Regions from separate parts of the Homo sapiens genome. Here region 2 is linked to region 1. The links are chromatin contacts, found by Hi-C or POLR2A ChIA-PET in ENCODE. All regions are on one chromosome and are shown on one strand. The core of a region is the stretch at or near the end of the contact, and the rest is flanking DNA. Distances in the headings are between cores, read along the strand shown.

Region 1 (6,878 bases), core at 1,248-3,747:
CAGTAGGCATTTAAAACTCATCAGGGTCATGGCATGAAATAGATGGCACACTGAAAGGGGAGATGGAAGCAAGTCTGATGAAGGCATTCGTTATGAGGTTGTAAACAGCGTAAGAGAAATCAAAAAGAGATAGAGAAGCACCCTAGGGCTGGCAACAAAGGAAAGGCATTACTTATCACTGGGATCAAACCAAAGATAACTGTAATGTCATGAGCGGGGCTCCCAGTGGAGTTGTGGCCATAGGTAGAAGACTCAAACACAGTCACGCCAGTGCAAAGAAGGGAGGACGTCAGGGGTAAGAGACATATCCCTCCTTACTCTCCTTCCACCCTCAAATCTCTAGTTGCTGAACCCAATCAAAGGCCAGAAGGTAAGAAAGTTCATTTTGATGCAGCCATCCAGGGCACACACCAAAGTGAAGCGGTCCAAATCCAGATTTACTAGTTTGGCATCCACCCCTCCCCCTACTCCCCCAAAATGTGTCCTTCCTGTGGTATTCACTATTTTGGTTGATAGGATAACTCGCTAGAGTAGTTTTTGGTCACTCAACCTTATTATCATGACCTAGACCTCTGCAGCTCCTACTCTCCTACTGCAGCATCTCCTACTTCAAGTTACTCTTCTCTCCAAGCCAGCATCCTCCATGGACTCTAGTTATCTTTACAAAACTTAAACCTTGGTGTATTCACCTCCTAGGGCTGCCATAACAAAGTACTACAGACTGGGTGGCCTCAACACAGAAATTGATTTTTCTCACAACTGTAGAGGCTGGAAGTCTAAGGAGTCAGCAGGGCTGGATTCTCTTGAGGCCTGCTTGGTTTGTAGATGGTTGTCTTCTCCCTGCGTCTTCCCTCTGTGTGTATGTGTGTCCTAATTTCCTCTTATTATAAGGACATTGGTCATATTGGGTTAGGGCCCATTCTGATGACCTCATTCTAATCTAATTACCTCTTAAAGGCCTTATCTCCAAAAACAGTTATATTCTGAGGTACTAGGGGGTTAAGGCTTCAACATATGAATTTTGAGCAAACACAATTTACTTCCAAAGCATTTTCTCTGCTTAAAAGCCTTCAGTGTAGCCGGGCACAGCGGCTCATGCCTGTAATCACAGCATTATGGGAGGCTGAGGTGGGTGGATCACTTTGAGGCCAGGAGTTCAAGACCATCCTGGCCAACATGGTGAAACCCCATCTCTACTAAAGATACAAAAATTAACTGGGTGTGGTGGCACATGCCTGTAATCCCAGCTACTCAGGAGGCTGAGGCAGGAGAATCCCTTGAACCCAGGAAGCGGAGGTTGCAGTGACACAATATCATACCACTGCACTCCAGCCTGGGTGACAGAGCAAGGCTCTGTCTCAAAAAAAAAAAAAAAAAAAAAAAGCAAGGAAAAAAAAAAAAAGCTTCAGTGCCCCTTCCCCCACCATTTTCTCTAAGACATACTCCAGATTTTTAAACTTGGCATGCAAAATGACCTTAACAACTTGGCTACCCAACTTAGTTTTCCAGCTTCACCTCTTGCATCTGCTGTTTTTGCATTCAGATATCAAGCTCCCCGAACCAACCATACTTTATACCTCCTCACCTCTGTATGTGCTGTCCTCTCTCTGTAGAATCCTCTCACATGTCCAGTAATCTGTAAAGTTATTTTTGATGCCTGAGGCAGAGCCAATTACACCCTTCACATTCCTCAAAGAAACTTGAACACCCTACTATTATAGTATGTATCACCCTGAATTGCAATTAATTCTTTACGTCTTTCTCCCGCAGTACACTGGCAATTCCTTGAAGGCAAAGACGATGTCTGTTTTTGCTTATCACTGATTCCTCTGCACCCAGAACCGTACCTGGGACACAGTAGGAGCTAAACAAATATTTCTTGAATGAAGGAAATGAAAAAATAAGTGAAAACATGAACAAACCAATAAAAGGGGAAAGGGTTTCTCTTTTGATACCTAGTACAGTGGTATGGTACTCACCAAACTTAAGAATGTACTTAATAAATGATTGCTGAATAAAATCCTGACTGAAGCATACGGGAAAATCTGAAACCATGAAGGGATCTGGAGTTATTTACTTTAAGAAAAGTTATGGAAGCTGATTATCTTTGGGGTAAAAAGGAAATGGATTTTTAAAAGCCTATAAACTTCAGGGAAGAAGCGCCAAGATACATGTGACAAGGCAATCTGAGCTCCACTCAGATCCAAGAACAAAGGGTTCCTGGTTTAAGCTATGGAAGTATCTGTTCCAGAAAGCAGCTGGGCAGAATTTCCTCACACGAATAGCTCTTAATGTATGGGAAAAAGAAAAGAGCAAAACAAAACAAGCAAAGGCAGCAAAAGGGAATAATTAGTGTAAACAGTTTAGTTTTTTTTTTAATGCATTGGACAAACTCCAAGAAGGAAAAAAAAAATGTTGTGGGATAAACATCTGTTCACTCGGAACATGACAGAGCCCTTGACAGGCTCTGCGGCCTGTGTGTGTCCTTATGTGCCCGAGGTTTATATTTATGCTTCCACTGCTCAGACAGCCCACAGAGTGGCCCAGAAAGAGAGACCTATTCCAGGCCAGGACGCACTCCTCTAACTCCACGTGGGGGTGTAGGGGCAACTCTCATTCGGTTGTGTTTGACACAACAAAAAACACACTGAAGGGAAGAAGAGCAAATACCAATTGCACATGTGGAACTGCTCTACTCCACCTGCACTGGGTTCCATCAACACTGTATTTTATTGACTGCACGGAATGCACAGAAGTGACCAGACACCACACGTTTATGGGGATTAGCACTGTCTTTCCATCCCTATGATCCTTGGTATCAAGATGTTAAGTGCAACAAGTTGTAGGAGTCTGTTTTCTTGTGCCAGATGTGCCTTTTGCAATCAGTCACTGAGTCTAGGAGTTTCTAAGAAGAGAACTCCATGAGAAAATTCATCTTCAGTTTTCAGTACCACCTGATAGTTTCTAAGAGGTGCATAGCAGTGGGCCTAGAGATGAAGCCAGATGGAAATGATCTAGCAATGTGCAATGGGCAGTGCCCTGAGGAAAACACCCACAAGGGGTGGATGGCCTCAATTCTCATCTCCATGACGATAGATCACATTACCTTAGAGCCTTGGGCCACGTGAGTCCAATTCTGAGGCCTCTGACCCAGCTCCATCAGCCCAGCCGATCTTACACAAGTCTCACCCTTAGGAGTACATTGTGTTAAGATGGGGACAGATTGCCTCACCCTTACCTTTCTTTCTGGCTGGGTTCACAACTTCTCTTGCTCTATCATCCGATTTACTCCATTTTCTCTTCCTAAGGCCCATGGCTCTCAGTTTTTCATTATTCTTATGGCATTCATGTCTAACTCTGGCATTCTATTAGATATCTGGCAGGGGTGACTGCCTTTTGCTTTTCTCCTAGACCTTTGTCCCCAGCACCATGTGTACATTTTCTGTGACCTGCCTCAAGACAAGAAAAATGTTCTTTTTCTCCCCTTAGGCATAAAGCTCTCTGGGTCTCTAAAGTCTCCCTGATAGCCAGCTACTGACTTACTCCACATAACACAAGAGGTCACATTTAACAGAATTATTCTGAGAGTGGCCAGTTGGGGCTGTTAAGAAAACTAATTCTCAAGCTGATCCTGGCCCACCTGCTGACTTGGCTGGAAGAAGCGCTGGCACCCAGAGCTTCACACTCAGAAGAAGGTCATGGGGGAAGCAGGGTGGCTGCCGGCTGGGAGGCATCTGAGGAGAGTGAGGATTTCACTAGGCTGGCCACAAAAGATGACACCACCGTCTTTTTTCGGGGGGCACCTCATTCTATCTGTCTACACACAGATATGCCTACACCCACAATAAAAATGTTTATAAATAAAAATATTTGGTACTAGTTTTGATTTTCTACAGAATTGGGACTAAAAAACCAATTTATTCTTACACTTGTGGATTAAATGGTAACTCCACAGTTTAATTTTATCTGAAAGGGGGAAAAAAACTGACATCTAGCAGTTAAACATGTCTTTGTCACTAGAGGCCTATGACACAAATCTCGATGATATTTTATGAGAACATGTATAGCTTTTCTCCACTTGTGGCTATAATTGCTGTTGGAGAAGCCCCAACATGTAAAGGTTGATGCTTCTGAATGTGCTGAAAGATGCTGGAACTAAACCATGCAGTGACAGCTATCAAAATGTCACCAATGCAGTGTCATATTCAGTCAAGATGCTTAAAAATTCAAATGTTCAACTAACACTGCTCTAGTGTGCGAGGAAGAGCATTACCTGGCTGGTTGGTAGGGAAATGAAATGAGATTATGTGCATAACAGCACTTAGGAAGAAGCCCGGTGCAGGGTTGGCTGAGCTAGGAAGAGCTATCATTCGCTGGGCACTGACTCCATAGAGTAGTGTATGCCAGACAGTAGTCTCATTACACATGTTTTAATTCAATTAATCCTCAAAACTGTGAAGTGGATACTATCCTCATGCCTGGGTAAAAGGTGACAAAAAGGAGGCTAAGAGAATACCCAGCTACTTAGTATTGGAGGCTGGATTCACATCCAGGTCTGTCTGACTTTGGAGTCTCTACTTTAACCGTTACTTAAGTTCTGGTTTCTCAAAGCATCCTGAAGAGAGCCATGTACATTTCAGGTGCCCTTTGTCTTTACTGTCCCGGTGTGAGGTATGCGCTGCAGGGCCTAGCAATGTACTCTCTTTACGTGGGCCTAAACACCCACTGGTATTTTTAAAAAGACAAAATACGGTATTTCAAGTTTCTAAATAATTTTTATTTAAACAATTACAACTCCTTGCCACTTGCTCATTAATTGAAAAGGTTTCATTTGAAATCACTAGTATTTATTCTAGGAATTAGTAGTTAGTTTGAAGAGAAGGTTGCAGTAGCTAAAATTTAAATTTATACTAATTTAGGGCACAGGAAGCAGTATATAATATAGTGAATCATGTTTCAAATGGAAAGCAAACAAAAGAGTGTCCAAATGTTTCATCCTATATCTATCAGAGTCCATTTCTGGTGCTAAATAAAATAATTAAAGATCTCTGCCCTCAGTTTACCCCAAGTGCAAAATGAAAATAGTACCTCACTCAACAGATGAGTGATTAAATTAGCTGCAGCTGGGCCAGCTTGGCATTAAGTAACTGCTGTGCAAGACTTTTTGACCGCAAAAGAGCAAAGTGGAGGGGAACAAGAGCCAAAAAGGACACACCCACCCATTTGCGCTCCCTTTTGTATTAGGAATGCAGGGCCTCAGCATTGCCCAAGGGGTTTCAGGGTAAGATGCTGGACAGGTCTGATAGACAGTTCTGGCTAACCCTTGCTTGAAAAGGGGAAGAGTTTGGGTTCTAAGTAGCTCCAGAATAAAAGGAAGAAGGGTCTTTGAGACACTTTGGGAGTTTGAGCCAAACCAGAGACTCTGAAAATGGGGAAAGCAAACTGGAATTTCCTTGAAGGCCTATCTCTAATTTCTACTTTCTACCTACCCCCAACCCAACTCTTGCTCCCATCCCCATTCCCATTCCCTGGAGTCATCTGACTGGAAACTGGCTCAAGCTCTGAGTGAGTCACTGGTTGACCCCAGCACCTAGACTCCTGGAGCCCCCCAGGAACCCTAGGAGACACAGTGAAGCCCGTTGGTACAAGCAACTCAAAACAAGAATGTGCCAACTTCCCAAAAAAAGGCAATGGTTGGGCATGTGCTCTCTGCTCCACAATGGCATTCTTCAAATGCTTTATAAGCCACTTAAAAAGAAAACTGCCTACCCATAATTCCCTGAAGACGTCTGGCTGGTTTATGCAATTTCCCAGTTATGCATCTTTCCTGTAAAGGGAATCTGTTGGAAAGCTGGCTCTGCACAATTGGGAAACTTGGGACCATCATGATTAATCATTAATAAATTCACAGAGAACCTCGCCTCATGGTTTAACTCTGCGGTAGTCTCCAGAAAATTTGAATAAATGATTCTAAATATTTTTTAAAAGCATAGATAGTAGAAATCTTCCATGTACTTTCTGACAACTCTTATACAGATTACAAATTTCTGTACTTTCCACACTCTCCCAGGAATCCATTGTCTCTAACACCTACCAGACTGCATCCTTTGCCCATTTGCCCACACTCACTATTTCATCCCACCTACCTACTCTTTATTTAAAAAAAAAAAAAAAAAACAATTTATATGTTCCTTTCTATGTTCATTTAATTTAGTTTTCTGGATCCATGTGTATGCAGTATTTGCACATGCTAGATGCTAGTGCTAAAAAAAAAAACATTAAATATTTAGGAAGTACCGCCCATGGGTTCAACTTTTTATTAGGAATAATGAGAGATAATACAAAAAAAGCCATATTTGTGTGATCGTGTGCATTGCACAAGTATGTGAATGTGTGGGTGGTGACTGTGCATACGTGCACTTCTGGGGGCTCCCTTAAATTACTGCCTCTGTAGCCTAATGCTGTGGCTGACTGAACAGAAGAAAATGTTCTCAACACAATGTATGATAAGATAAATTAATACATACCTGGATAGGTGTCTGAGGAGCCCGAGGAGGATTAGCTATCACATAACCATACACTAAGCTCCATGCACGGGCCCAGCTAAAAAGAATATACTAAAAACCAATCATGGCCAGGCGCAGTGGCTAGTCCTGGAATCCCAGGTTTTTGGCAGACTGAGGTGGGAGGATCCCCTGAGGCCAGGAGTTCAAGACTGGCCTGAGCAACTTAGTGAGGCCCCAACTCTACAAAAATAAAAATACTTAGCTGGGCATGGTGGTGCATACCTGTAGTCCCAGCTACTTGGAAGGCTCATGGAGGAGGATCACTTGAGCCCAGGAGTTTGTGGTTACAGTGAGCTATGATTGGCCCATTGC
Region 2 (6,878 bases), core at 1,310-3,809, 37 kb before region 1:
GCAGAAAATTCACTCTGCAACAATGCTTGTTTCAGAGATCAGAACGGTTCTAGAATTCTCTGAGGTCTTGGCCTAAACATCACATTTTCATACCATCTACTGCCAGCCTCTAGCTTAATGCAAATACAAAATTACATTTTTCTCTAGAAAGGTACAAAAATTTAAGTAGGATAAATAATAAGGATTTCTGTTCAAAGACGGACATTACAGACAAAATGAACAGACTGGTAACTTATAGGGAAAAGATAATAACAAAGACTCAAATAAAAGATTAGTATCACAATATGTAAGTAACTCCAACAAATAAGAAACAAATGTAAAAATAGGTTAAAAAAATAGAAGGGGAAGCTTAAATGGATAAAAGCAAATAAACAATGATCAGCCTACCAGTAATCAGAGAAATACAAATTAAAGCAAGATATCGTAATGATTGGCAAAAATGATAAATTTGGGTAATACAAAGTATTGGCAAGGATGTAGGAGGACAAGCATTGGCAAGTGCTGCTGGTGGGATTCTAAACTGGCGCAGCCTTTCCGGAAGGGCAATCTGGCAGTGCTCTAAGGATGTTCACCCTGGCAAGCTAAGACAACTGCGCTGCTTATTACCATGGGAATGGAAAGAAGAGTGTGGTGGATGCCTGCTATGGAACCCCACATGGCAATCAGGTTCAACAACCTAAATGTAAAAGGAAAGCTCTTAAAAGCATAAAGCCAAGTGAATATAAGAAACAGAATGAGAACCTTAGTATATCACCTATGTAAATGAAAAACGTCTCTTATGTAAAGGCCACAAAACAACCTACTATATTTTTAAGGGCATATAAATAAATAAGAACATTGTTAATGGGAATGGGAAGAGTGGAGATGGAAGATGAAAAAGTAAAAAGATGAAAACAAAAGCAAAGCCATGCACCGACTGGTGGTGATGATAATGTGCTATCAACTAACCAGTATGATGAATTCAACTCTCTAACCCAAGGTGCCAGAGACACCCACCCTCACACAAGAAAGTAGAAAACCATTTGCAGGAATTATTTGGTACTCATCCATGAGGGTCTTCCAAAAATTCATGATTGACATATGTAGCTAAATGGAATAAAATAGGCTGTGGGATGATGGTGATCTGAATTGAGTTTTCTAACTACTAGAGAAGATCGCAACTGTTTCTCAGCAGTAAAGTGAGTCCTTTTCTTACAGAATTAATTGATAAATGCTTTGAAATGAGAAACCCAGATCCTAAAATACAAGGCCGAACATATTCGGAGAGGACTAAAAGAAGTAAATTAAGTGAATTCATTATAAAGGTCAAGGTACAACCTGTCACCTTAGCTCAACGTGACACTTCATTTTGGCTTTCTTAATTCCAGTACGTCTTAATTTTGGCACATTCTTACCCTACACACAAGAGAGGATGTGCCCCCATAATGATTCATCAATAGGAAAGCATTCTTTCTGTGGGGGGGTGGAGGACACAGGTGAGGTTAAGGTACAAAATCCATGCTGGTGCTCTGCCATAATTAACTGCAGTAAAACATGGGAGGAATATTCCCCGTGATTGAAGCACTCAAGGCATATATCCTTGTGGCAATGTTTTACAGGCTTTTTACATTGTACTACCTGTTGAAGATGTTTATTTAAGTCTTTGTTTTCTCTCTTTTTAAGTCTAAAGAAAGGATGAGAGTCCTGATTATTTGTATTCATAGGTTCCATTTCTTTTTCATATTTAAAGATACACTATGGACAAGTTAAATAATGCCATTTCCTCCCCCAGCTGCATGTGATGAATGAACAAAAGCCCCAACTAAAATGTTCCCATCGCATAAACTAGAACAACATTACTAAGTCCAACTTGGGTAAGTCCAATTTACCCAGCTGTTTCTGAAGCAACTAGATGTTGGAATTAAAGCAGATTTTTCTATTCTTTGGGGAACTTCCTACTCAACATTATAGGAAAGTAGTCCTTGATAAAGCTATTGAGAAAAAGTAACATTTTAAATGGGAGGAAGAGAGAGAAGACAGGGAAGGGGCAGGGGCATGGGAGGGAAGCAGGAGGGGGAAGCTCCAGGGAAGGGGGGACTCAATGGGATGTGGGAAGAGACAGGAAGGGAGAGAGGCTGGGTTCAAAGCTGAGGACTACTAATAGAGCAAGGCTAAAATAATCCAACATTAGGAACACAGTCAGTACCCCGGTCACGAATTTTATTCCATTAAGTAGTGCTTAGCCAAATCTTTCTGGCATCTTCTCTAGGATTTATTTTCACTCTCTGACCCAGTAGTGGTTTTCCATCTGGTCTCACACTCCTTATCAGAGTAGAGGTGTGAATTACATCTAGAGATTGTTCTGGGATCTCTGAGCACTCCCAGTTCTAAAAGCTTTTAACTTCCTCTGGCAAAGGATGCTCCTGACCTGCAATTCCCAATTGTTCCCCTGGCCAACTGGGCCCCGTGGCTCATCCCATATGATTTCCCAAATGACAGAACACCGGTTCTGTATCTGTACTGTGACTTCAGAGATCTTTCACCATTCGGGGCTTCATCTCTATTTCATGGCCTGGCCTCTATTAATCCTCCTGTGTCTTGCCAGAGGCTTTGTCTTCATTTTGCAACCTGTTCCTGCTGATGCACCGCAGTTTCTTGCCAGCGTCTTTATAAGTCTTAAGACTTAAGAAATCTCTGGCAAGAGGCTGTGGAGGATTAGTTGAGGCTACGAAGCGGAGATGAGACTCCTGATAGAGCCAAATGTTAAGAGTTTGGCCAAACTTGTTCTTCATTTTTTTCTTTCCTTTATATTAAAAAGCCACCTAAACACAACAGAAGAGCTTTTAAGCAAAATTAACAATGGTCTCCTGGTGACAACTAAGGCCACAAACAAAAGGTTTCTTCTTATGCAAGCGGAATATTAGGGCACCATGTAACACCTAGACTGGGTTCATATCCTCTTTGACTGTGCACTGACTTCCTCAAAAATATCGTCTCTCTTGGCATCCCACTTGAAGATCCATATATAAAAAAAGAAATATAAATAAAAATGTGTGTGTAAGGCAGCAAACAAATGTTGAGATTGGGTCCACATTAGCCATATGGTATTTTTGTATAAAAACAATCATTATGTGATATTAGGACCAAAGAAAATGAAATTCATATTCATTTCCAAAATCTGACAGCTTGTTTATTTCTGCTATCATGTTGCATACTGGAATTTCTTTCCTTATAGTCAAATCCTAAAAAAAATAAAAAACAATTTAATACCACACAATAATGTACTACTTTTTAAAAAATGGAACACAGGACACGGATCCTTGGTTATTACCAAAATTTCCTCCCCTTGCTCTCCCCATTAAAAAACTCACAGAGGCCGGGCATGGTGGCTCATGCCTGTAAACTGAGCACTTTGGGAGGCCGAGGTGGGAGGATCACTTGAGGTCAGGAGTTTGAGACCAGCCTGGCCAACATGGCAAAACCCTGTCTCTCCTAAAAATACAAAAAAATTAGCCAGGTGTGGTGGTGCGCACCTGTAGTCCCAGCTATGCAGGAGGGTGAGGCAGGAGAATCGCCTGAACCCAGGAGGCAGAGGTTGCAGTGGGCCAAGATTGCATCACTGCACTCCAACCTGGGCGACAGAGCAAGACTCTGTCTCAAAACAAACAAACAAACAAACAAACAAAAAACCCCATAGATACCTGGTAAACTAGTACATAGCATAGAGCTTTTAATAAGAAAAGACAAACATTGTAGTGTTAAGTCTATTTTTGGGAAGGTTAAGGATGCTATCTATTGCTTGAATCTGATTGGCTGTTTCAGTCAAGGGAGCAAGAGAAAGTTATTTAAACTATTACTTATAGATGACAAAGCCGATTAATTGCTCCAGCAAACTCCCAGGCTGCCTACTAATATGCACTTTACCCCTCTGGCTAATTGAATGTGTGCACAGTATGATTACAAATGGATAGGTCCTGGTCTTTTCTTCTCTCTGAAATGATATACTGCTTTTATTAACAGGGAGTGAAGAAGAGAGCTAATATTTATAGATGACATTATATTTCATTCACTTCTCTAACAAATTAGCTTTTGTAGCCTTCCATTAGTAGAGGGTAATAAGGGACAAACATGTATGGAGAGACACTTGGACTCAGTGAGATGGAAATGGTGAATGATGATCAGTGAAAAATGAATACAGGAGAGTCAGCAATGACTAATAAGGGGAAAGGAATTCAGTGAAGAAATACAATGTCCTGTCCTGGCTTCTCCTTCTTTTAGTGTTGTTCACTGTCAATCACTGTCAACAGCCTAGAAGATAGGTAGGGTTGTTTTGGAAAGTTGATTCTAAACCAGCTACGTATGAAGAAGGTAAACAAGAATGAAAATGTGTATTATATTTCCCTAAAAGGCACATTTCACACATTTAGTAGAAAAGATACAAGTGCTAACTGTGATTAGCAGTTCACTTTCATTAACACATTCAAAATGAATAGGGGTTTCCTAATATTTATTTTATAAAATAACAGGTGTTAGGAACCGTCCAGCTCCACACAATGCCTTGGTGCCAATCCTAGATAAGGATCACTTGTTTAGGTCTTAGGGTCCAGGATGTTTCGTTCCATACCTGTCAACAATGGCTCCTAAATTTTGGCCAGAAACTAATCAGTCTGCAGGTCCTTCAAACTTCCACTGCTGCCCACCGCTGCCTTCCTAGAACCCAATCTATTGGCCCTGGACCACCACAGAAGTTCGTTTTCTGTTCCTCACTTGCCTTACTGCCAACTAAAGGGTCAACACGACTCCTGAACTCTTCTTCAGCCTTAGCTTAGGACACTAGTGCCTAGTCAACCTCATCTCCTTAAGCTAATACCTAGTTTCAATCATATCTTCCGGGCCCTAATTATAGTCTAAACAAAATAATAATCATTCAAAAAATTTGAGTGCTTAGTATTTGCCAAGCACAATTCTAGGAGTTTGGTGGATAAGAATGAACAAAGTCATTTATGAATTTTTAAAATTTCAAAACAAAGACTGTCATCTGCTAGAAAAATCCACAGCCACTCAAACAGCAAATGTAGGCTGGGAACAGGAAGGGCTAGGTGGCACTTACCTGTGCCAGCCTAGCCAAGAATATGCACATAAAACATGCAACTTGTTACAAGCACGTAACGAAAGAGCAAAGGATGTGTGTCGGCTAAGATGTCAACTCAGCATGCAATGTCACACACGCCACCTTGCTTCTGGGATTACACCAACTGGCACAGCACTTCTAAAATCAATTGTTTGCCCTCGATGCTGACCCAGCAAAGGGATTAGCACTGCATTATAAAAAGGAATCCAAGAAGTGCAAAAACAAGGCACTTAAAGAAAGGCTGGGATAGAACCATGGTAACAGGTACACACATTCAAGCCGACAAACCAAAAATTCTAATAATCTTAGGTAAATTACCATACTCTTCATCCACATTGCCTGGCCTTCCTCCCTAAAGTTCAGAGTGGACCTGCTTTAGGTTTTTTACAGGTTTTGTGAGGACAGGTGGGGGCAGGGGAGGTGTTGTCACTAGAACAGATTCTAAATACAGGTAAGGCATTAAAAAGTTCTCCTTTTTCCTTTCCTTTTTATTTTCCCCTCCCACTTGTATCCTGCAAGTCAAGACCAAAGACTGTTGATACCACAGTGGGTCTCTGCTTACTTAAAGGGCTGAAGTAACACTGATATTAGTGAAAAATGTTTTGGCCAACTATACGATCTAATCTCTCAAGGGCAACACAGGCCCAGGCTCAGGCTTCCCTGGTATTTAGTCACTGGAGCTAAAGGCAAGGGGGAGAAGGAAGGACAGGTACTATGGACACACAGCAGGAAGGTACCTCAGGTACCAACAATTGAAGATGATGCTAAAGAACACTCTTTGGTTGATGGTTTTCAGGCCGTTCTGATCATTGTAAATCCAGGCTGCAAATTTCCTTTAAAGCTGTCCTGGCCAGGCGCGGTGGCTCACGCCTGTAATCCCAGCACTTTGGGAGGCTGAGGTGGGTGGATCACAAGGTCAGCAGATTGAGACCGTCCTGGCTAATATGGTGAAACCCCGTCTCTACTAAAAAAATACAAAAAATTAGCCAGGCATTTTTTGCGGGCACCTGTAATCTCAGCTACTCGGGAGGCTGAGGCAGGAAAATGGCGTGAACCCGGGAGGCGGAGCTTGCAGTGAGCCGAGATTGTACCACTGCACTCCATCCAGCCTGGGTGACAGAGCGAGACTCAGTCTCAAAAAAAAAAAAAGCTGTCCTGTGGTAGTGAATTTTCAGCGGAGAGCTTTTTCTCCCTTCTACCCCAAACCAAGTCAACATAAGCATATTTCCTTGCATTCTCCCTCTGTAGCACAGATTACCTTCTAATTTATCCTTACATGGAGGCTATTGCAATTTGGGGGTCTCAATTTCATATGGACTTACGGGGTTCCCGCCTTGGACAAAACCTTGGATTTAGCTCCTGTCTCCTACACCTAATTAGGTTATCAGAACTTAAGTTAAAGGACATGGTGGCTAGGTAGATGTCTGGGTTTTCTGAAAGCTGTCTTTAGTGCTGACCTACTCTTCTGGATCTTGCTTAAACATTATTTCTGGCCTCTGAGGTTGTGTTACTTTCAGTTTTTATTTTATCTTATTTCATTTCCAGATTTTTAGCTAGAGGGTTGCTCAGGAAGAGTCATACATACTGGGAGAAACAGAAGTTGGAACATGTATTTTTTTAAAAGTTCTCCAAATGATTCTGACATGGAATGGGGCTTTGTTACTAGTACTCTCTACTATGGCTGTAACAGACACAATTCTTTGATTCCTTCTAACAAAAACAGCAATTTATCTATCTCATCCCTTTTACTTCATTTCCATTTCTCATT

Evidence for each region. Hi-C counts contacts between places; a loop is a spot of excess contacts on that map. ChIA-PET counts read pairs that join two places held with the same protein, here RNA polymerase II (POLR2A). Pooled maps may share reads with other maps.
Region 2: a loop to region 1 is called in a map of gastrocnemius medialis, with 7 times the contacts of the local background. The contact joins two enhancer-like sites. A Hi-C loop is called at or near these places in 7 of 168 maps with a recorded cell type or tissue (astrocyte of the cerebellum, gastrocnemius medialis, heart left ventricle and 3 more) and 2 of 50 pooled maps. POLR2A ChIA-PET finds 5 or more read pairs at or near these places in 9 of 52 experiments (AG04450, CD4-positive, alpha-beta T cell, OCI-LY7 and 4 more).

The regions. Positions count from the first base shown.
Region 1 is chr2:28,160,035-28,166,912 of GRCh38, reverse strand. The region is part of intron 7 of BABAM2 (BRISC and BRCA1 A complex member 2); the gene reads right to left. All of the region lies in intron 1 of LOC100505736 (a long non-coding RNA gene), which reads left to right. Among named protein-coding and RNA genes, the nearest start is that of BABAM2-AS2, 150 kb to the left of the region's middle. Within about 2 kb of position 2,497, at least 10 of the 41 ENCODE cell types and tissues checked have a DNase peak (open chromatin) inside an H3K27ac peak, as active enhancers do; they include gastrocnemius medialis and left ventricle myocardium inferior, where a contact is called at or near this core.
Region 2 is chr2:28,197,546-28,204,423 of GRCh38, reverse strand. All of the region lies in intron 7 of BABAM2 (BRISC and BRCA1 A complex member 2), which reads right to left. All of the region lies in intron 1 of LOC100505736 (a long non-coding RNA gene), which reads left to right. Among named protein-coding and RNA genes, the nearest start is that of BABAM2-AS2, 110 kb to the left of the region's middle. Within about 2 kb of position 2,559, at least 4 of the 41 ENCODE cell types and tissues checked have a DNase peak (open chromatin) inside an H3K27ac peak, as active enhancers do; they include gastrocnemius medialis and left ventricle myocardium inferior, where a contact is called at or near this core.